Linked DNA regions of Mus musculus: region 2 is linked to region 1. The links are chromatin loops, found by intact Hi-C in ENCODE. Cell type or tissue: left cerebral cortex. All regions are shown on one strand. Each heading gives the region's core, and the rest is flanking DNA. Links, peaks and the distances in the headings are about the cores only.

Region 1 (10,663 bases), core at 1,799-9,798:
CTGGATTAGGGTCTAAGCTGACCTGTGAGAAGATTGCTAGAGAACGCTACGACAACCAGCTGAAGCAGCAGAAGCTGTTGAACATCTCCAAGCAGCAAGCTGAGCAGATCTCAATCCTGCAGGCTGAAGTTGAAAGACTCAGGATGAAGACATTCCCTGCTCTCATCCCAATGTAGAGCAGAAAGCACACAATGCCCAACTAATGTCCCTTGAATAGAATCACTTGGACAGAAACTTCTCTCTCTCCTGATCAGGAAATTTAAGTAGGTCACCTCTTAGCTGCACGTTTTTAATAGTACAGTTACCTGTCCTCCAGGAATAAATGAGTAAAATATCATAAAGTGTCGCTTGTATTTATTAAAGAACAGTGGTTTTCAGCCAAGAAACACTGGATTGTAAATTATATTTTGCAAACAGTCTTCCTTCCTTCCCTACTGTAACAGAACTGTTTTGTTTTGTTTTTTTAACCCTCAAAGGGTCCAGTAAACAAGTGCTCATTCCCTTGAAACCTTTATTCTACTTGTGTAGAACATTCTAATTCTGTAAGACAACTCCCTGGCAAACATAATCCCACCCACCCTCCCAGAGCTGTGGTTTGCTGATTCCAAGAGGCATCTTCAAGATCACTTATCATTGTCTCCACGTGATAGCAATGTCCCAATTTTCTGCAACTTATAATCTAAATTTAGGTTTAATGTACATCACCATATATAATATATACTTGAATGGGTAAAAGTAATCAAAACAAATCTTTCACTTGGAAGCATACTCCTGCAATTTCACAATCATTAGAACTGGCTGCCATTCTGGGTTACATGAGACTACCTCAAAAAAATAAAAATTTCCACTTAAGTTTGTTTCGCCTATTCTGGTGTATTAGTTTTTATCTTATTTTACTTTACTCTTATCCCTAGAAGCCTGTTTTAGTTTTTTAATGAGACAGAAAGAGGGTGGATCTGGATGAGAGGGGAAGGAAGAACTAGGAGTAGAGGGAAGGGAAACTAATCAGAATGTAAGAGAAAAAAAAAGCTATTTCCAATACAAGGAAAAAATGAATACTTCAACTATCACAGATGTAAAAATAGTAGGAAAAAATTCCATTTAGAAGAAACTGACTTTCCATTAATGCTCAGCACTTCGTGTGTCAACAGCAGGACCAACATCTCTTTGCCAACTCTTCCTTCTTCACAACTAGAAGGATTCTAAGGTAGGTAGTTTAGATGACTTAGCAGAGAAGCCATTGGTAACACTTCTTGTATGATTTCTAACACTTTCTTGTATGATGTGACTTTTGAGAAGCAGAGAGATGGGGTCAAGAGGTAAGGTACAGGCACTTTATACTTAGCATGGGGTTGCCAGGTCTGTGACAACTGCAGAGTCAACCATGGATATACTAGATTTGGTTTTGCTAGTATTAGGTCATTTAAACGAGTTGCCTGAATGAAAAAGACAATGTCCTAAATTTAACAGACTAATTCTGGTCTTAATGGACAATCATCCTGTGCTATTTATGGCTTATCACTAACCTTAAGAGTGCTCCTTCCTCAGCTGCCTCAGCTTTGACGCATGGATAAGCTGAGCTTGGAGGATAACTTTCCAAAAACCCCTTCCAGTTTAGTGGTCTGACAGATGCTTTGCAAGGGCTCTAACCCACCCATCGACACTGTTCATGATACCAACACCTCTTAGCTTCTGCTCAACAGCAGTTATGTTCATAAGTTTTTATAGTTCATTACTAACTAGTGATATAGTCAATTAGGTCAAGCATAACATGGCCTTATGTAGAGGAAGGACAGATTCACAAATACAGATGGCAAGAGGGAATTTATACATGTATATGGTAGGTGGGTGTGTACGGGTTTGAATCCCTGTTTTATCAAACAGCAAGGGTTTTCAGATCAGAAGGGAAGGAGTGTGCTCAAATAAAAACGAACTTCTGGGGAGAGGCTCTAGAATACTGGCCATTTAGAAACGAATACTTTTGCTAGATCCCAAGGCAGAAATCATGAAGGCTTCAGGAATGATTAGCAGATAGAAGAAGGAGGCCACAAGGCTCTCCCTGCTATTCTTAAAAATGTTAGCCCTGTGTCTTCCAAGTTCATACAGTAGCTACAGCAACAGCAACACTCTTTCCCCATGGGCTCATTCTAAATTCTCAGCTACTGGGCCAGCTTAAGCCACATTTTTACATATGGCTCTGAACTCAACAGACCGTTCCAATTTACATCACAGATAAAGCTACAAAGGGAATTATGAAGACCGTTCATGCCAAGAACACCTTCATGTAGGAAATAAGGATATGAAGCATCCCAAGAAACAGATGTTCATTTTAGTACATGAGGAAAATGAAAACAAATTGGAGAAAACTGTAGACATTTAAGTTTAATTAGTTGCTAGATTAGCAAACAGATATGTTAAGCAGATGAGCATAGGTCCATAAACTTAGGAAGGGCAGGCTACATTTATGCCACTTGAGATTTAGACATTCAACATACTACTTTCTAATACTGAATATAAACTTTTTGCCCCCCAAATCAATGAATTAACCCTGGTTTCTAGAACTATCCAAACTTCCTTTTAAACACAATTTTAATTTTTTTATACTTAAATATTTTCTTTAGCAAACATATCCAAAATACTAAGCTTCGTCTTATAATTTTGTCAGAATATCCCAAACTGTTCAACATTCCTCCCTCTAAGCCACAACAGCTTAGATCTTTTTTTTCCCCTTTAAAACATTTCTCTTTGCATTGCCATTCTCAAAGACAATCTGTAAATGGGCCAAGTGTATAGCTCAGGAACAGAGCACATGTTTTGAGGCCCTAGGTATGATCACATCACCCAAAGAAGAGAGGGAGAAAATAGCCTGGAAAATGTATCACACCCCTGTAAACTCTTCTTCACTTCGATTGTAGTGCAGCAAGTTGTCATCTATCCCGTAGAAGTCGATCAGCTCGGTGAGCGTCAGCTTCTCGTCCTCGTCCTCCGACATGATAGACTGCAGCTCACACAGCAGCCGCTGACCACACTTCCTCCACTTCTTTATTAGATTCTCTAACTCAGTCACGTCGTTCTGAAACAGAAAAAGTCAGTCAGTCATCAGATGTGGGGCTCAACTCACATCATCAAGGTAGCTAAATTAATTAACTAGTTCCTGTCTAACTTTAAAGGCCAGTAACAGGTATAAAGGGCAGTACAAGCTCTGGACAAACCTTAACCTTAGAAAAGTGTTATTAAATTCACATGTTAGATGTAAGAACAAGCTGAGGCTCTCAGTACACCTTTTATATAACTATACTTTTTAAGATACGACGTTGTGTTGTGCCTTTCTAATGTCTCCATGTACCGCAAACTTCTTAAAGGTAAAAATATTCAAGTTTAAAGTATTTTCAACATTTTATTCAGTTACATTTAGAAAAGTCCTAAAAATTCAAAATCACATATAAGACATGCTATTCTGTCACTTACTCCAGTTTTGGGATAAAATGAGGTGTTACCTGGGTAAGAACTACAAAGATAATAAATGTCTCCTTCTAGACATCCATGTTCTATTTTACTCAACGTGTGTAAGCTGAAACCTAAAATCTGTTTTCCCAAATAAAATGCCTGACATTTATGCAGGATCGTTACTGAAAGTACAGCACCTTGCATTCTGTGGTCCACTTTTAGTTCTAACACCATCGTGCTCTGTCCCCCTGCATCTTCATGGAACACCTCTCACTTCTCATCTTGCTACTGGCTAGAAATTAAGGCCAAAACGCTCCACCTGTGCATTAAACAAAACCCTAAGCTTTTAAGTTTTACCTCGTGTTGAAGGGGTTCCTCAGCCTCACTCTGAACCAACTACTTCTATTTCAGTCAAAGCTCTTGTAACCCGGGTTTCTGGTTATCTGGCTGATTGTTTATCAAACTAAAATGTATCTCCAATTTAGAAACTACCGCAGTTTATGTAAAAATGATGTAACGGTTCTAAGATTCTTCTCACCTTTATTCTATACATCTTGACTAACTTTAACCTCCGAAGAAGGTCTTCCTTCTCTTCAACCTGCCTAATCAATCTTATTTTTTCTTGTTTTAATTTTTCTCTAATGATCGCATTCTCAGACTCCTTTGGGAGGGCATTAGATGACCCAGTATCCGACGACTTAGATTCACACGTGTTTTTCTCCTCTGAGCTCTTTTCTCCAGGCTCACTGTCTTTGTTTTTCAAGCTTTCTTGGGCCTTTGAACAATTTTCTTCCTTTGAAGATTCTCCTGGTTCTGAAAGGGTCTCATTATTTTCGTCATTCTCTACCTTCATACGCTTCACCACACTACAAAATGAATGAGATGAAGATCTTGCTTTCTTTAACCTTTCTTTAGGTGTTCCACTCAGAGGCTGAAAAAGACACAAACATCAAAAATGTTAAGGATACATTCTTGTAGTAAGTCAATCTATTAAAAATAAAGGCTATATGCTTCTACGATAGGTACAATGGATGGCTTTCTGTTTCCACAAATCTCATGCGAGCATCACCAATGTCTCTAATATCCAGAGGCTACCTATAGTCTTACTTTAGCAAGGTTAACTAAAATAGGACTGAGACACTTCGCCTGCCACTGGCAGCTAGTATTTGCCTGATAATACTAGAAATGCTTCAGAACTATAAACTAAGGAGAAGACCTGCTACCAAAGACTTCCCCCTAAGAAATACTGTACAGATTCAAGTTTCCTTGGTTTGGAGCATCGCAGTAACCTCATAAGAAATTAAACAAAATGAACCGATTCAAGAAGAAAATCTTGGCAGTTAGAAAGGTATGAGCTACATATTAATTCACACTCCAGTAGCCTTAAAACTGGCACTATCAGAATACTCTGGAACAGAACAGATGGGGGTGGGGGATAGAGGACAACACAGATATCCATACTTGTTTTCCTGAACTATTCGAATGGGGTGATGGTGGATTCTCCCTGGGCTGAGGAGCGGCAGGTGAAGTCGGGGGTGATGGTGGATTCTCCCTGGGCTGAGGAGCGGCAGGTGAAGTCGGTGGTGATGGTGGATTCTCCCTGGGCTGAGGAGCGGCAGGTGAAGTCGGTGGTGATGGTGGATTCTCCCTGGTCTGAGGAACGGCAGGTGAAGTCGGTGGTGATGGTGGATTCTCACTGGTCTGAGGAGCGGCAGGTGAAGTCGGTGGTGATGGTGGATTCTCACTGGGCTGAGGAGCATCAGGTGAAGTCGATGCTGAATCTGATGAGTTTTCCATCTTGGAAGTGAACTCCTGATTTCCTTATCAAAAAGAAAAGACGCGAATGATAATCAAATTATCTCAAAACAGACCTCAATTTTTCTGAACAAAATTTTCTTCAGTGAACTAAACACCAAAAATAGTCAGCCATTTCTTCCAATTACATGTAGCTATAATTTATTCTAATTCTTCTCATATTTTCCATTTACCTCTCCACATGGGGAAGTAACCAAGTCCTGTTTCTTTCACGACAAATAAACCAGCTAGTATCTCACTGTCTTTCTTTTTTTCCCTTCAAAACACCCCCAAAAATTTGCGTTTCAGGAAGGGGAACTATAACTAGTCAAGAACTTTAATTTTTGTTATAATTTCGTAAATAAAAGCAATACAGCCTGAATCTTGACTCTTAAAAGCTTTGCGCCTAGAACCAAGAACGAGTCCCGAGGTGTCAGAAAGCAGCATCTGCCCCTTTGGGTTTACTATGGTCAAAGACTCCGCCCTCCTCCCCAGCCCCGTCCATCTTCTCCACAAAGCCCCGCCCACTCTCCCTCCCCCTTTCCCCTCCCTCCTCACCACAGAAAGCCCTCCCCCCGTCCCCGCACCCCACTCAGCTCCCCCTTTCCCCACCCCGTCCCCCCACCACAGAAAGCGCGCTCCCCCCAGCTCCCTTCTCTTCAGCAACCCCGTAGCCCTCCTCCTCCACTCCTCCGCCTCCCTCGCCACAGAAAGCCCTCTATCCCACAGAGCAGGAGGCCGAGCTCCCGCGACGCCGGAGAGAGCTTCTCCGTCAGATACCCAGACACCCGCAGGCCTGCCGCTCAGGCCAACCCCAGGGAGAAAGCTCAGTACCTTCCTCAGCCATGCTCACAGCGGCGACACACCGTACACACAGCCAGCGGAGCGCCCGCAGCCCACTGACCTCGCCCCGGGGGCGGAGCCTCACCGGAGAAGAGACGTACGATTGGCTAGCTTGGCCGGAGCAGGCGGATGTGCTCCGTACAGCTCCGACTGCGCGTGCGCGGCGGGCCGCGGGCCTGGGCCACGGGGCGGAGCGGGGCCTGGCGGGAGGCGGGCGCGGCTCGTGATTGGCAGGGCTGGCCGGCGCGCTCCAGGGCTCGGCTACGCGCGCGCGGCCGCCAGCCGTGGGGTGGCGTCCATGGAAAAAACGATGTTAGGCCCTTGGAGGGGCCTGAGGGGGGCGCGCTTCCGCTCGCCACTGCCTTTGGGAGTTGCGGTGCCAGCTGCCTTCCCGAGCAGCTTCCCTGGTGGGGTTGGGGGCGGGGTGGGTATCGTCAGGGTGGCGCGCCCGAGAGCACCGCCCTCTGGCAGCGCTCGCCCCCTGGCAGGCTCGGCTTTCCCCACCGCAAAGGCTTTTCCTCAGACGTGGCAGGGCCGGAAACCGCGGGGCCCGCTCGGCTCCCTGCTGGCTCGGAGTCTATGTGGGTGTCTCTGCATAAACAGTAGAGGGCATCCCCAGCCTGCCTTGCGGACTCGCCCCCTTATTTTGGTCTGTGCCCACCTCTGCTTGGCTTCACATGTTTTGGTCAAATCTGAGAAAAAAATAACCTAAGGAAGTGTATTATGGCGCAGAACAGGAAGCGGGGCGCGGTCGATCCGACAGGTTCGGACTAGAATTCAGATATTTGAGAACTAAACCCCTTGCTTGATCCTGCCCCCCCCCCCCCGAGGCCCCTTGCTAGACCCTGGCTCGACTCCTGGGGGTGCCCCTTGCTAGACTCTGGGGGGCCCCCGGGAGGCCCCTTGCTAGACCCTGGCTCGACTCCCGGGATGCCCCCTTGCTAGGCTCTGGGGGCCCCCAGGAGGCCCCTTGCTAGACTCTGGGAGGCTGCACGGCCTTCTAGTGTTCAGGATGTTCTGTTGCTATGCAACAGCAAAATGAACTAGCTTGGGTGGAGCCGTGGGTGTAGAGAAGTTGAGCTAACTTGTGAGTCACTGGGAAGTTTGTAATAAGGGACAGCTCTCTTTCCGAATATCTGCTAATAGTGGCTTTAAAGTAACCCGAAAGAACTGATTAGACTCCTAGGCGGTCAGTTAATAAATACAGAACCTAAAGGAACTTAATGAGGTGATTAGATCTGCAGATGTTGCAATTGCCTAGATTAGAGTCCTGGCACCACGGTTTCTTCTTTGGTTTGTTTTTGTTTTGTGCAATGGAGTGTAGTGTGGCCGTGGACCTCAGTTCGATGGCTTGGTAAATGAGAACAATATTCACCTCCTAGAGACAGGGAAATTCAATGATAATGTATGAGAGGCAGCTAGAATCATGCAAAACACCAAAGGAACATTTAGTCAAGCATATTCGTCATTCCCTAATTGACTTAAAGCAATGTCTCACAAGCTTTTATCCCTTACCTTTCCCAAAAGCACGGATTTTTAAAAGAGTGCTATGATAGCTAAAAGTCCACACAACTTAAGCCATAAATACCAGAAAACGTCAAGCCTTCACATGTGACCATTAATAAATTAATGTTCCACTCCTAAATGTTTAAGAAACAGCAAGAACAGAATTCATTACTTGGGGACAGGAGGTTGTTTTGTTTGATGGTTTTTTAAGACAGGGTTCCTCTGTAACTCCCCTGGTTGTTCTGGACCTTGCTTTGTAGCCCAGACTGGTCTGGAATTCACAGAAATCCTCCTGCCTCTGTCTCCCGAGTGCTGAGATTAAGGGGAAGGCAGTAGAATGCATGATTTTTATGGTACAAGTGTTACTCACCAACTCACAGATCAGTCTGTGAAATCATTTCTTCTCATTTTTTCCTTCCTATGAGTTCTCTCATTACAAAAAAGGGCAGACTTACCTGCCCTGACACTTGAAGCACAAAGCACACTTCATATTCAGGATGCCTTGAGGCGTAAGGGTGAGTTGTTTTTATAAGTCTAAAATCAGCTGCTCCCAAATTCTTTTGTTATTACAGCCTAATCTTAGAGCTATGCTTTTACTGACTACATAAAGGAAAACAACATCTTGCCTTGCAAATGTTCTGACTTGTTTTTATATGAAACTGATGTATTAAAATAAGACTGGCCAAGCTTTCCAAGGACCTCTGAACTAGCTCTCAGGAAAACCTGTTAGCTCGGAAATGTGTGTCTGTTGGCCATTCTCTCTTCTGTGTGCTGTGTCAATGGTCTTCCCATATGTTTGTATTTTACTTCCCATACTCAATTTAATGCAAAAGATCTGGAATATGTATAAATTGCCCCTACACAAATGGAGACACAGCTCTGTGATAGGATGCTTACCTGCCATTCATGAGGCCCTGGGTTCGACCGTTAGCTTTAGGGTGGGCGACGGGGACTAAAAGTAACCATTATAGTTTCCATGTGTCTTTAGAGAAATATTTTCATGTCTTTAGTGACCTGAAATCTATTTGCCTACAAAGAGTTTGGTATTTGTCACAGAGGACATTTTTATTTTCGTATGAAATTTTCAAGTAGTTAAAAGTGCTTCCTTGTGAGCCAGGGAACAAAGACTCCTTACCCTACCACAGAGAACAATGGGAGACTTGTCCTAGGATTCAGGGATAATAGTAATTAATTTCATCCGAAGTCAGACTTTCTCTGTGTTTTTCAGTTTCTTCGATTCCCAAGGCTACCGTTGACTCCATTATTATTCACCAGGGAGTGGTAAAATGTGTCTTCCATTCAAACTGTTGATGGGTGATGACACGGACCTAGGAATCTTTATGAAGGTTTGGTTTATTATTCACTTTTAAGTGTAAGAAAACAATATTATATAGTCTTTCTCCCTCTCCCTCCCCCACGCTCCCTGCCTCTCTCTTTTTCCCTGTGCAACCATAAAGGTATTTTAAGCACAGTTGAAATGTTCAGTCGATTTCTTTTTCTTCTAACCTTGCAGCTTTCGCAGTTTTTATATCCTAGCATGAACTTAGGATAATTTATTTCATAGACTTTTCTATATTGACAGAAACTTTGTCTCATGAAGACATAGCTAGTATCCAAAGGATTTTTTTTCCCCTTAAGATTGTAAACTTATGAGTATAAACCATTTAGGTGAAGAATTAAATAAAACCCACATGATAAAGTTGATTTACAGCACAAAAAGAATTCAGTAGGTGTTCCTAACTATTTACCCGGACATTTTCTTACTGTATGCAAATGGAAAAACACCTTCAAAAGCTCTTGTCTAGGTTTCTCTTGCCAGTGGCATCTTACAGACCTCTGCATGGTACAAAGGTGTTCTATTGCTTGGTCAGTTCCTAGTTTCCTTTCGAGAATAATTGACTCTGTGTTTCTTGTTCTCTCTCTGTTGCCTAATGAATTCTCATGGGGAATTCAAGAATGTGTGATTAACTTACTTCTTCAAAAAGATTTATTTATTTTATGTGTATGAGTAGACTGTAGCTGTCTTCAGACACACCAGAAGAGGGCATCAGATCCCATTACAGATGGTTGTGAGCCACCATGGGGCTGCTGGGAATTGAACTCAGAACCTTCGGAAGAGCAGCCAGTGCTTTTAACCGCTGAGCCATCTCTCCAGGCCCATGATTAATCTACTTTTAGAGATTATCAAATACCACAGGTGACCTCTGTGCTCTCTCCATAAATATATATATATGTGTGTGTGTGTGTGTGTGTATGTATATATATTCAGCTATATCAACCATAAAAGAATTGTATTTTAAACCACAAGACGAAAGACCCTGCGTTATTTTAGGTATCCATAAGATGTTTGCCTCACTAAATAGGATGGGTACCTAGAGTGAGGAGATACCATGATGAGGGCCGAAACCATCAGTGGGACAAAACCTTTCCAGCACCAGACACCTGGGAAAGCTTCTGCTAACTTAGGTGCAGATTAACAAACAAAAACCTAACGAGATCCCTTCACATGAAGTTCCTGCGTTTGCTGCGTTTGCGTCCTACCAGATCTGGAGTTTTGTCAAGTCCATTACAGACGAGAGACACAGAAGTCTGGGACTCACTGCTGTTGCTGGGTATGCTGCTCCCTCAGAGAAAAATGGAGTGATTGGGGTGATGAAGGAGGGGGGGCTGTGTGGGATGAGAAAGGGGTGGTTGGTGGCAGGAGTGTGAGGCTATGAGAGGAGAGAATAAAGGTGTTGCTCACGGCCACTTCTTTCTCAGATTTTTTTTATTCATTCAGAAATGTCATCTGAGGGGGGGAAAAAAACCATCTGGTTAACCTAAATTCACATATTTGACCCAGCATTCTCTATCCTCAAAGCTTGCCAAGGTGTGAGAGAGTGGAACCCAAGCAGCAGCGAGATCTAAAATGTGAAAGAGTGGTCTCTTACCTCCCATTTCCTGTTTCCCCTTCCAACTAAGAAAGTCCCCAATAAATGTCTACCTCAGGACTGAAACAGTAACGAGAGGCAGGGGGAGAAGACAGAACTGGCATGTTTACACATCAAACAGACTCCAAGACTGTGAAATTATC
Region 2 (10,663 bases), core at 1,074-9,073, 53 kb after region 1:
GGAGGTAGAAGGAAAGACCTGACTCTTACCAATAGTTCTTTGATTTGCCCACGCATGCTGTGGTGCACGCATGCCCACACACACAGTGGCCGCAGCCAGATGAGGCCCCAAGTGTGAGAGAGATAGTATTGATGGCCACAGTCAGATCAAAGTTGGCCCTGGTATGGCTTTGGGAATCCACCCCAACCTCATGTTATTGGGTCCTGCTTCTGAGCAGTGTTCCCTCGGACACCTGAAGCTGTCAGCATTTCTGTATAGTTGCCACCACTTGACACTAGGGAAATGTCCTGAAAAAAATCTGCCTCTGGGATACATGCATGGCTCATTTCACTGACCTCAAAAGCGATCTACTGAGGCTGCCCTTCCTGTCCACACTCGTGGATGCCCTTGAGGGTTGCAGGATGAATCATGGCACCCTAGAGATACCTCCAACTTCATCGGGACACACAGAGTGAGATCAGCCAGGTCTTGGCTCCAGCTGGCCTAGGCATCTTTGGGAAGGACGAGAGCAGAGATAGCATGTGTGGCTTTAAGAAAAGGAAGGCTTGCGTTCCTCCAGACTCAAAGCTAGGCCTGGACTGGTGCGATCAGCGGGAGGCCTTGGTGCCAAGACAACTCGTTCTTCCAGTCAATGGATAACTTCCTTTGGCACCAAGAAGAAATTTTATATTCCACATACATTGAGCTTCATTGTTGTTATTGCTGCTGCTGCTGCTGTTCATATATGCAGATTCTTCGTCATAAGACACAGCTTTCCAAAACCTTTGTTGAGCGGAATGCTTAACCTATGGCAGAGACCAGGCCCTGCCAGAGCCCAGCAATGCCAACCACAGCATCTCCTCTTCCCTTTGTCTTTTCCAGTTGTCACGGAAACAGTAACGACAAGACTTACATCCCTACCGCCAAGTAAGTGGCTCCCGTTCGTAGGTCCCGTGTGAAGGCCCCAATCTGTGACCTTGAACAAGAGAGTTTACTTTCCCTCTGAGAAAATCTAAACTCTCTGGAATTTGTCCTTTTGCTAGCAGCTGTACTCATGTTGACTTATACACAACAGCTAGTGAGTAGCTGGCGCTGTGTGGTTCACGGTTGGAGTGTACAGCAACTGCTTGCCAGTCCCGTTTATGGACACTCCCATCACTCCCTCTAGTGAGCCCTCTTGCTTATTCACAGCCATGCCCATTCTAATAGCAGAGATCCAGGCCCAACACTACCCCTGGCCCTGATGGGCCTTGGAATAGGGAGGAATCACCCATTTGTGGCCAGAGCAGGGTGGAAGAAACAAGTCAAGAGGAGCCCAGAGTCACCTCCGATCCTTCCAGAACTTCTAGTGGCTGTTGTGTCTAGGTCCTGATTGGACATTTGCAAGAGGCAAAGCCCGAACTTCATCTGAGATGGAGGAGCTGTCTTGGCTAATTTTCCTACCGGATAACTTTCTATGCTCTACTAGAAAGCTCTCATTCACACCAAGCCGGACATTCATTTTAGATATCTGTACTGAAAGTAAATGGGGATGGAGGGCAGAAGTATGGAGTATGGTAAAAAGAGAGACCCCAGCTAGCAGGATCCTGGTGAGGAGGAGGGAAGAGAAGGGCAGAGGGTAAGAAGACCCTGTGACCCGGCTCCACCCTGGGCCTGTCACCTACTTTTGCAGAAGGGAGCACCAGCAATGGATATGCTAAGACAGGCTCTCTGGGTGGAGGAAGTCGGTTGGAGAAGCAGAGCTTGACCCATGGCAGCAGCGGCTACATCAACTCAAGTAGGTGCCTACTGGTCTGCGGGGCAGGGCGGCAGACAGAGGTGAGAAACAGTGAAAACTCGCCGTCTGCAGTCAGCACATGAGTGGGACCATTATCTTGACTGCCACACACCCCTAAGAGTTACCCAAAGGACAAGGGAAGATGGGGCTGCCTCTGGAATCAGCAGCATTAGACACCTGCATAAAATGGGCTCGGTTTTCATTAAGATTCCAGGACAGGTAGCATTCAAGAAGCAGAGTCCCTCTACTTAGGCCACACCTTTTAGGAAAGGCTGTGCGTGTTTAAGGTTTGCAGTCAGATTACCAGCAACGAAGGGTGAAGGCTGAGTTGCTCTGCTGAGAGACTCTAATGGCGTGTAGTCCTCCTGTGCTACCGTATTCCGCTGGGCGAGCACCCAACGTGAGCCTATTGTTCCCCGAGAGTTGAGCTCACGTGAAAGCAAAAGAAAGAAGTATGACAAAAACATGCACGCACACAGCAGCAGCCCTGGAAGCCACTAAGACGTGGGAGAGAAAATAAAAAGGAAATGCAACATTCAGAAGGGCCCGCCCAGCGGGTTAGAGTCCAGTCCCTCTGAGCAGGGGTCAGTGATCCAGCATTAAGTCAACCCTATGGCATCCTTACCACATCCATGCAACCTGTGTGTGTGTGTGAGGACATCCTACCTCTCAGTGTCTGCCCCAAAAGGCAGTAGCAGTCATCCTTCCTTCCATTTCTTTCACGGTGTCCCCGCAGTCCCCTACTTCTCTCCCAGGGCCCTCCCTCAGCACCCAGGGCGTTATGTGGTTAATAATACCACCGTGTCTCCGTGTAGTGGGATCATCTCTGGTGAGGCTGAGGCGGTACCATGAGGATTTACACTCTTTCCCACTTGCAGGTGGAAGCATCCGAGGCAACGCTTCCACCTCCAGTTACAGGAGAACGCACTCACCGGCCTCTACCCTGCCCAACTCTCCCGGCTCCACCTTTGAAAGGAAAGCTCACATGACCCGCCATGGAACTTATGAAGGTATCTGATCGCTTCCTGGTGTAACTTTGCTTGTCCTGCGCATGTTGACTTCTTGGCTTCTCGTGTGCACCCTGCCCAATCTTGCATCCACACTATTGGAACATTCATTCATTCATTCATTCATTTCTCTTATTCATTTTTTTAATCCACTTACTCACTTCTCAAATAACATGTTATCATGTTTTCCACTGTACTAAATGCCTTCAAGGCATTTAGTCTTGTCTTCAAGGACCCTATGGTCTATAGACAACTGAAGACCACGGAAAGAGCAGTAAGGCCGAGTTGATGGAGGTTTCTGTGTTCCACTAAGGAAATCAAAGATGGCTATGGAGGTGGTGTTACTTAAGCCTTGGTCTCCTAGTGACAGTCACAGACAAAAGGACAGGACAGTTCAGGGTGGGGAAGCCGTGGCATACAGGACAGTCCAGTGCTAAAACGGGGATGGGAGACCTAGACTCTGTGCTAGGTTTAGACTTTAGTCTCCACATAAGAAGACACAGAGGTTTCTGAGCCAAACCGTGGGTAATATTTGAGCCCCAGAGAGCTTGACTTTATGGATAGGTGACAAGTTAAAAAGAAGTCCTCAAGAGTGGAGAAGGAAGAAATCTGGGCTGGGACCCAGCGGCGGAGGACTGGGAGGGATAAGATAAAAGAAACCCAGTTGGCAGGCTTTGCCGTGGATGAAATGGGAGGAAAATCTGGAAATAGCCATCCCTAGAGTCTCAAAGGCAGAGTGGGCTCATGGTGGTGTCCACAGTTGAAATAGGAAACTCAGGAGGAAGGCCCCGCTTGGTTGAATTCTGCTAAGAGAATTCTCCTGAAACACTTGCAGCTACAGGGTTCACACTGCTGTAGCTGGGACCCCTACCTGCTAGGAAGCTATATGGATAAGTAGCCATTTGTACTAAGTGGTCCGTCTCCTCTCCAGGGAGCTCTAGCGGCAACTCCTCCCCTGAGTACCCACGAAAGGAACTCGGTAAGTCCCCTCCTTATTTTCCAGCTGAATGCTTTAATGATGCGCGCACGTGCACACACATGCACACGCACAGGCACACTGGGATACCACAAGCCAATTGGCTTCTTCTGAGGAGTTTGGCTCCTGCTGTCTTGCCTTCCCCTTCACTCTGAAGCATCTTAAGAGTGGCTGCCAGTCACATTAGCTTGCTGTCATCAGCCTTTGCTCATGACACCATTAAAATGATAAGCCATTTGCACAAGGTTCATGCTAGGACACACAAGCCCCTAAGGCCAAGCAGTAGGATCCTTCCTTCTGTGGCCTTCACAGAGGCCTGGCACCAAGGAGGAGCAGCAGTCTCAGAGCTCAAATGAAGACACCCAGCTCCTCCTCCATAAATAAACTCCCTTCCAGAGTCCAAGTCATTCGCCTGGGCCACCCTCAGCTGTGCCTTCACTTGACCATTTGTACCATATGTCTTTGATCATGTTCTTAGAATCTCAATGTATAGATGACCTGGGGTTACCTATGATTATAATTTTCTCTATTTACTTGCCTTTGGAAAACCAAGGCAGGCTTTAATAAACAAATTAAAGATTTAGCAGTCTTTGGGTCCATTTGACAATGTTTTCAGCTGGTCCTAATATATCACACGTGCACTCGCACACGTGTGCACACACACACATGCACACGCATGCACACACACTCGCGCGCACACACCTATCTCGCAGACACAGTGCTCTAAGCTAACTCAACATTTGCTCAACTAAATTGCATTGAGGTGTTGCAAAAATCATTATTTACCCTTCAACATCTGGGAAACATTTCTTCAGCATCTGCTATACAGAAACCCCCCTACACCCACACCCACCCCTATCTAGATTTAGACACTTTGAAAATATCTCCAAGTGTCAAAAATATTCAGCATGCCAGACATACGCCTAAGACCATATTTCTCTCTTTCTCAGCCTCTTCTTCAACCAGAGGACGAAGCCAAACACGAGGTGAGTACCACCATTGAATTCAGTCCAACTCACTCTGAGCAGCTAGTACGTGCCAGCCCGGAGCCAGGAAGCCACGCGTAGGAGAAAAAGTAACATCCTCCCTGAGGAACCTTGAGAACTGACAGAGCCTTGGCCAACTCCAAGAGCAGGGGAAGGGGGTATCTGGTAACGGCCTAATGGATTCCAGTGACAGTGATACAGATGTCACATCTGTCTTCATAGCTACCCTCCCAGATGTGCGTTGATCGCCGTTATACAGCAAGATAAGCAAAAGCCCCTCTTTTTCAAATGACTGCAAGGGATAATTTTGTAAAGTCATCATCTAGAGATGATAGAAGAGAGAAAAAGTCTCTAGGAGAAGCCACCCCAGCAGAGCCTGGAGTGACCACAGGAGCCTTTGTCAGGCTGTGCTGACGGCAGAGTCCTTTGCGGGCTCTGCGTGTTCGCCGTGTCCAGGTTCTGCTCTCACAGTGTCTCACTCTCATCGGGAGCTTAAGTTCGGCCTACCCCAGCCACCCACGGCTTTAGAATGATTGTTAAAAGACGCCCACTCTCGCCGAAGCTAATCCTGTAAAGCTGGCTGCTTATGGGCTTCCTCTTCTGATGACTAACTGGATGTTGGAGAGTTTAGATTCTTTTGCCTGTACCTTAAGTGAGCTGGGAGGCAGAAAGATGCTGGATGCTGACAACTGTGAAGAGGGTGGTGATAAAGTGTCTCGGGGTCTCCTTGCTCAGCCTAGGCTCTCGTTAAGTCTCAGGTGCCTAGGGGTGCGCAGTTGGCAAGTGGAGTGGGGAAGGGACATCCCCTTTGTAGTGACACCCAGGTCTCCTGGTGAAGAACTGAGAGATCACAAAGTAGCCCAGTGAACCATCCTGTGCTCAGACCTTAGGGTCCAGGGCAGTGATGCAGACAGACTCCCTCATCCACAACATCCCTGTCTCTTCTCTCCCCTCATACAGAGAGCGAAATTCGAGTTCGGTTGCAGAGCGCGTCGCCATCCACCAGATGTAAGTGGTCACGGTCCTACCACCATGAGAGTGTCTGGGAAACAGAGTAAATCAGATGCAGGCGCAGCACAGTGCTGAGGGATTAGGGACTATTGTGTGCGCTCACTCTCCCCACCCCACCACCCCTACCACCACCATGCATACATGCACACGTGCAAGTGTGCATGTGTGTGCGCGCACAAGTGCCCATTTATGCTCAGTCATCAAACATCCTTGACGACTTCCTGGATGTGGGCCCCTGGTCTAAGGTCTGGAGCCAGGTTGCTGAGTAAGCCATGGTCCCTGGCTAGTAATTCAGGGTCTAATGGGGAAATGGAAAAACAACCAACACCCATAGCTTAGTATGAGGGAGCACAGCAAAGGGAGATGGAGACAGGGCCAGAGAAGCCTTCTACGCTAGGGGTTGGCTAAGGAGAAACTGAACAGTAGGTCAGGGTTAGGGCCGGAAGATATTGGTAGCTAAAGACCTCCCAAAGGCAGTTCTCCATGGAGTCCCAAAGGGAGGGTTCAGGTGAGAGAAGCGTTGGGAGTTGAAAATGGGGTTTTTAACTTCATCTCAAAGGTCAGAGATCCAGCAGCAGTCTCAGCACACTGGATCCCTCTTGCCCTTGTTAGAGGCTCCATTTTGAGATGATCCCAACTTTTTGGGTGGGATTCAGGGGCAAGGCATAAAAGAAGGAAGAGCTGGTATGTGACCCCGAGCGAGGCTGGCCCCAGAGCTTGACACCTGGTCATAGGATCTGACCCCGTGTCTAACCCTTTCTCACCAGAGTCCTTCCAGGCTTAGAGATGTGGATCCCAATGGATGCAGCTTTTTGGGGAGAGGGGCAGGGCAGTTCCCAGCACCTGCTGTCTGTCTGTCCATTTGCTTCTTCCCTGCTCACTGTCCTTGCCTGATACCCCCCCATTCCTTCCTGTGGGTCACCCCGAAGGGACACAAGGACCTGGTTCTCCTCGCTCACCTTGTTACACTAGAACCATCCAGATGGGTCTGAAACTAAAGCAGATATGAATGCAGAGGCAGTGAGATGTCTAGGAGTTGTAAACCTCAAGTCCCTTTGACACTGGCAGGCACATACCAGGGCATCCAAGGCACCACGTTCAGGAAAAAAAAAAAAAAAAACAACTGTTAAGCTAGTGTCTTAAAGAGCCTAGCTCTCTAACAGCCCAAACCCGGACAGCAGTGTCTTCCAGGCAGGCAGTCACCTCTGCGGTGCCTAATGAGGTCGAATCAGGAAATATCTTCCAAGGACTCGGAGGTCATGTATTCATGACTCTGCTAAGGTTACAAACTGTCAGGTTTATAACAGTTATAAATTGGCAAAATTTAAGCTTACAAAGCTAATGGAGCGGGTTCCCCTATATGAGGCAGATGGTAGCCTCTCTGATATAAGAGGGCCATCAATATCCAGTCTGATCTTTGGACTTAGGAAAGGGTCCCTCCCGAGGCCTGATGGGAAAGTCTGGGGTTCTCTGCAGGGACAGAACTGGATGAGGTGAAGCGTTTGCTTAAGGGGAGCCGCTCTGCAAGTGCAAGTCCCACCAGGAACACCTCCAACACACTCCCCATCCCCAAGAAAGGCACCGTAGAGACCAAAACAGTGACAGCGAGCTCCCACTCAGGTAAGCTTGGCGGCTCCAGTCGGCCATGGGGTCATGGGGACAATGTGGCAGGTGTGCCCTCAAGACCTTTCAGCTCTGCCAGAATTGTAAAAGTACAGAGCGCCTGCTCTTTCACACTGTGAAGGTCTGGGTGGGGCTTTCTCATCCACCTGGTTGGCTATCTTCTGAGGATGTGGTACCCAACTCTAAATCCTTAAGATCCCCACCCCAAGCAGGTTCTGAGAGTGTAGATGTGTTGGTCAGGTCTCCCAAAAGAAGACTGAGAGAACATTCATAGTGTTTTCATCATCAGGAGTGAAGTATTTATCCTGTGCCTACTGTGTGTCAAGCCTTGAGAGAAGGCTCGGAACAAAAGAGGCACAGTCGATATCATGGAGGAGAGGAGGGTCGCTGGGAAGTTGGACAAGAGTCTAAGAGGCTAGGGTCACCCGGGTTAGGAGTTCTCAGCACCCTTATGGAGCATGTGTCTTCCATCAGATGACAGAAAGAGAAGTTAGCAGAGCCATGGACAGAGATGAGGAAAGACTTGCCATCTTCTGTCCATGATGATGTCCTTCTGTTCCTGGCAAAGTCTTGATACCATGACCTCCCTTGTATGACTTCCCTATAAAACCAAGTCTCCAAGCAATATTAGCAACAGTGTACCCAGCTCCCTCTCCCACGTAATAGGCAGAAATGGCATATTTGAAGATCTATGAAAAGCCCTGTCAGGGACAGAGTGCCTTTAGGTCTGGTTGATGCACAGAGATGCTTTAATGAGTATCTAAGCAAGAAGGTTACTATGATCAAGGAGTTATTATACCTGAACACTCCTTTGTTTGGTACATACCCCACATTTACTAAGGATGACTAAAAGTAGCTCCTGAGTGAACAACCCCATGACATCTTTGAAAATGGCAGTAAGGGAGCTGTCCCCATTGGAGGAGGCAGGTCACCAAGATGTAGGAAAAGAAATCTTACAAGACATAATGAGTAGATTCTAACTCAAATTAATATCAAATTTTACCAAGGACTGGCAAGAATTTTGTAATCTAAGAGATCAAATCTTGACTTCAGTCAAAAGTAGAATGGCTCGGTGCCTCGGGCTGTCCTGAACTGAGGTATGGGACCTTCAGTGCTAAAGTGCTGGGAAGGCCCAGCAGGAAAGAGTTCAAATCTCCCCCGGTGACAAATGTTTGTGCTTCTGTTCCTAGTGTCCGGAACCTATGATTCAGCAATACTGGACACCAACTTTCCGCCCCACATGTGGTCCTCCACCTTGCCTGCAGGGTCCTCCCTGGGGACCTATCAGAACAACATAACAGCCCAGAGCACATCCCTCCTCAACACCAATGCCTACTCAACGGGATCAGGTAGGTGTGACTGCACACGGCGTGTCACTCCTCGGTAGGGACAGCCACAGCTCCTCTCTGTCATTGAAGATATCCCTTGTTCTGTGCCATCCCCAGGGCCTCCTGGGAGGGGTTTTTCCTGGCCTAATGGCCAAAGCCCATTCATTTCAACTTAATCAACTAGGTTCTAGCAGGTACTTTTTATACAATGAACGTCCCGGATGGGGTATCAGGAGAAATATAATCGGAAAAGGATCAGAAAAAAACATGTATCAATGAGTGTGAACTGATTGTGGGAATCTTGAACAACTCAATTTTCTGAGACACCCCCCCCCAACACACACTCTGTAAAATGCAGCCGCTAACAAGAGAGCCATTAACTGGATCCACTTGTCTACTCCAGGTCTGGACTTCCAAAATCATCTTTGGCTAGGACCTAAGGTACCACAGGCTCATGTCTGGTTCTCTGCATCTAAGGGAGAGAACTGAATATTAAGGTTTTTTTTTCTTCTAACAACAAAAGTGCAACAGGACAGAAGAGCCAGATCCCAGCATTTCTTCTGAGACTCCCACAGAGTCTGAGCTTGTGCCTTGCCCTGAGCCTTACCGTTGCCTGCTTTCTCTTTCCCACTGTAGTCTTTGGAGTGCCAAATAACATGGCGTCCTGCTCTCCCACCCTGCACCCCGGACTCAGCAGCTGCTCCTCAGGTCAGAGCCTGCCACCTTGTCACCTTGGTTGTCCCCTTATGCTATGTTGAAAAGAATATATTCGTGTTTATTTCATGTGGACGAATGTTTTGCCTGCATGTATATTTGCTCTCCGTTACCGTGAAGTGCCTGCGGGGGGCAGTAGAGAGCACTGGATCACCAAGAACTGGAGCCTTCATGTAGAGGCTCTGAGAGCCACACCAGTTAGGACAATGGAGACAATCCCCTCAGCCATGTCCACAGGCCGACTCAGACAGTCCCTCACTGAGAATCCCAGTGATTCCCACTGAGAATTCCTGGGCTATGTCAAGCAGTTAAGTGGACAACCACAAGCCAGGGAGTCGCAACTGGGGCAAGGATTTAGCAGGGTGTGGTGATGCCCGCTTTTAATCCCAGAACCCCAGAGGAGAGGCAGGTAAATACTTGAGTTCAAGACTGCACTGATGTGCACAGTGAGTTCCAGGGCTGTATAGAGCTCTGCTGTCTCAAGAGGGAGTCTTCAAATAAACCTCTTTAAATAAAACTCAGTGGTTGTTTTTACAGTGAGCCACCTGGGCCATTGACCCTGTGCAGACCTGGGGTTAGGACAGGGGAAGGGACTCGGTGGCATTCAGCACCTACATTGAACTTAGCTACTCCTTAGTTGGAGTAGAAAATACGTAACCTGCCGGAAACAATAAGAGAATCCTGTAAAGCAACAGGGGTTAAGTGAGTTTGTAAAGAGTAAGGTCTAAGAGGACTTCCTGGTGGAAGTAGGCTTGAGAACTAGGAAAAGAAACAGGAAACTAAGCCCCACCCTGCTGAAGAGAGCTGGTTTCATGTTTCCTCTGGACTGATCAGACGGCCCCTGAGCCACCTTCTCAGGCTGGCCAGCTCATTGGTACTATCTCGAAGCGTATGGTATGAAGAAGATATGCTGTCTCAAAAGTGGGTGGGGGTGGGGGGTTTGTGTGCTTGAGTCAGAAGAGTTGAAAGGAGAGGTAGAGACCCACCATGTTAGTGCTTCTCCGTCTGTACGTCTGCACTCAGTTCCCACTCTGTGTACCAACCAGCCATAGGGAGCTCCAGGGATGGGATATTTTAGGATTTTGAGGGAGGCTAATATTTGGCAGGCCCTATGTGAACCGCTGCTATGAAGACACATGGCTCTTTCTCTGGGACAGTCATTAATAATGTTTACTATGAGAGGGAGACGACCACGTTACTAAGAGCAATGAAAACCAGGAAAGTTTTTACAGTCTGCCACTGGCAAAAAAGAGTTTTCATGA

The links. Peaks named below come from ENCODE experiments on the same cell type or tissue, not always from the same donor. Only the 100,000 strongest peaks of a DNase experiment are listed, where the experiment ranks them.
Region 2: it touches region 1 in a loop (2.0-fold over the local background); 10 of 42 quality-filtered maps call a loop at or near these places.

What each region holds. Positions count from the first base shown.
Region 1 is chr19:47,727,234-47,737,896 of GRCm38, reverse strand. It overlaps Sfr1 (SWI5 dependent recombination repair 1), which reads right to left and starts at 6,141. Exons shown (of 4, transcript NM_026377.2): 1 at 6,076-6,141; 2 at 4,909-5,267; 3 at 3,986-4,378; 4 at 2,309-3,073. The coding sequence starts at 6,088. The coding sequence ends at 2,879. It overlaps Cfap43 (cilia and flagella associated protein 43), which reads left to right. Exons shown (of 38, transcript NM_027559.2): 38 at 10-1,040. The coding sequence ends at 176. In left cerebral cortex, for the core only: CTCF peaks have their summits at 5,314, 5,517 and 6,423; DNase peaks (open chromatin) are centred at 5,749, 6,271 and 7,117; H3K4me3 peaks cover 1,986 bases; H3K27ac peaks cover 1,146 bases.
Region 2 is chr19:47,673,481-47,684,143 of GRCm38, reverse strand. It overlaps Col17a1 (collagen, type XVII, alpha 1), which reads left to right. Exons shown (of 54, transcript NM_001290825.1): 3 at 862-906; 4 at 1,652-1,756; 5 at 2,635-2,766; 6 at 3,695-3,742; 7 at 4,690-4,725; 8 at 5,686-5,733; 9 at 7,213-7,356; 10 at 8,550-8,708; 11 at 9,324-9,395. Among named protein-coding and RNA genes, the nearest start is that of Col17a1, 13 kb to the left of the region's middle. In left cerebral cortex, for the core only: no CTCF peak of the experiment used is centred there; DNase peaks (open chromatin) are centred at 3,526, 4,780 and 5,273.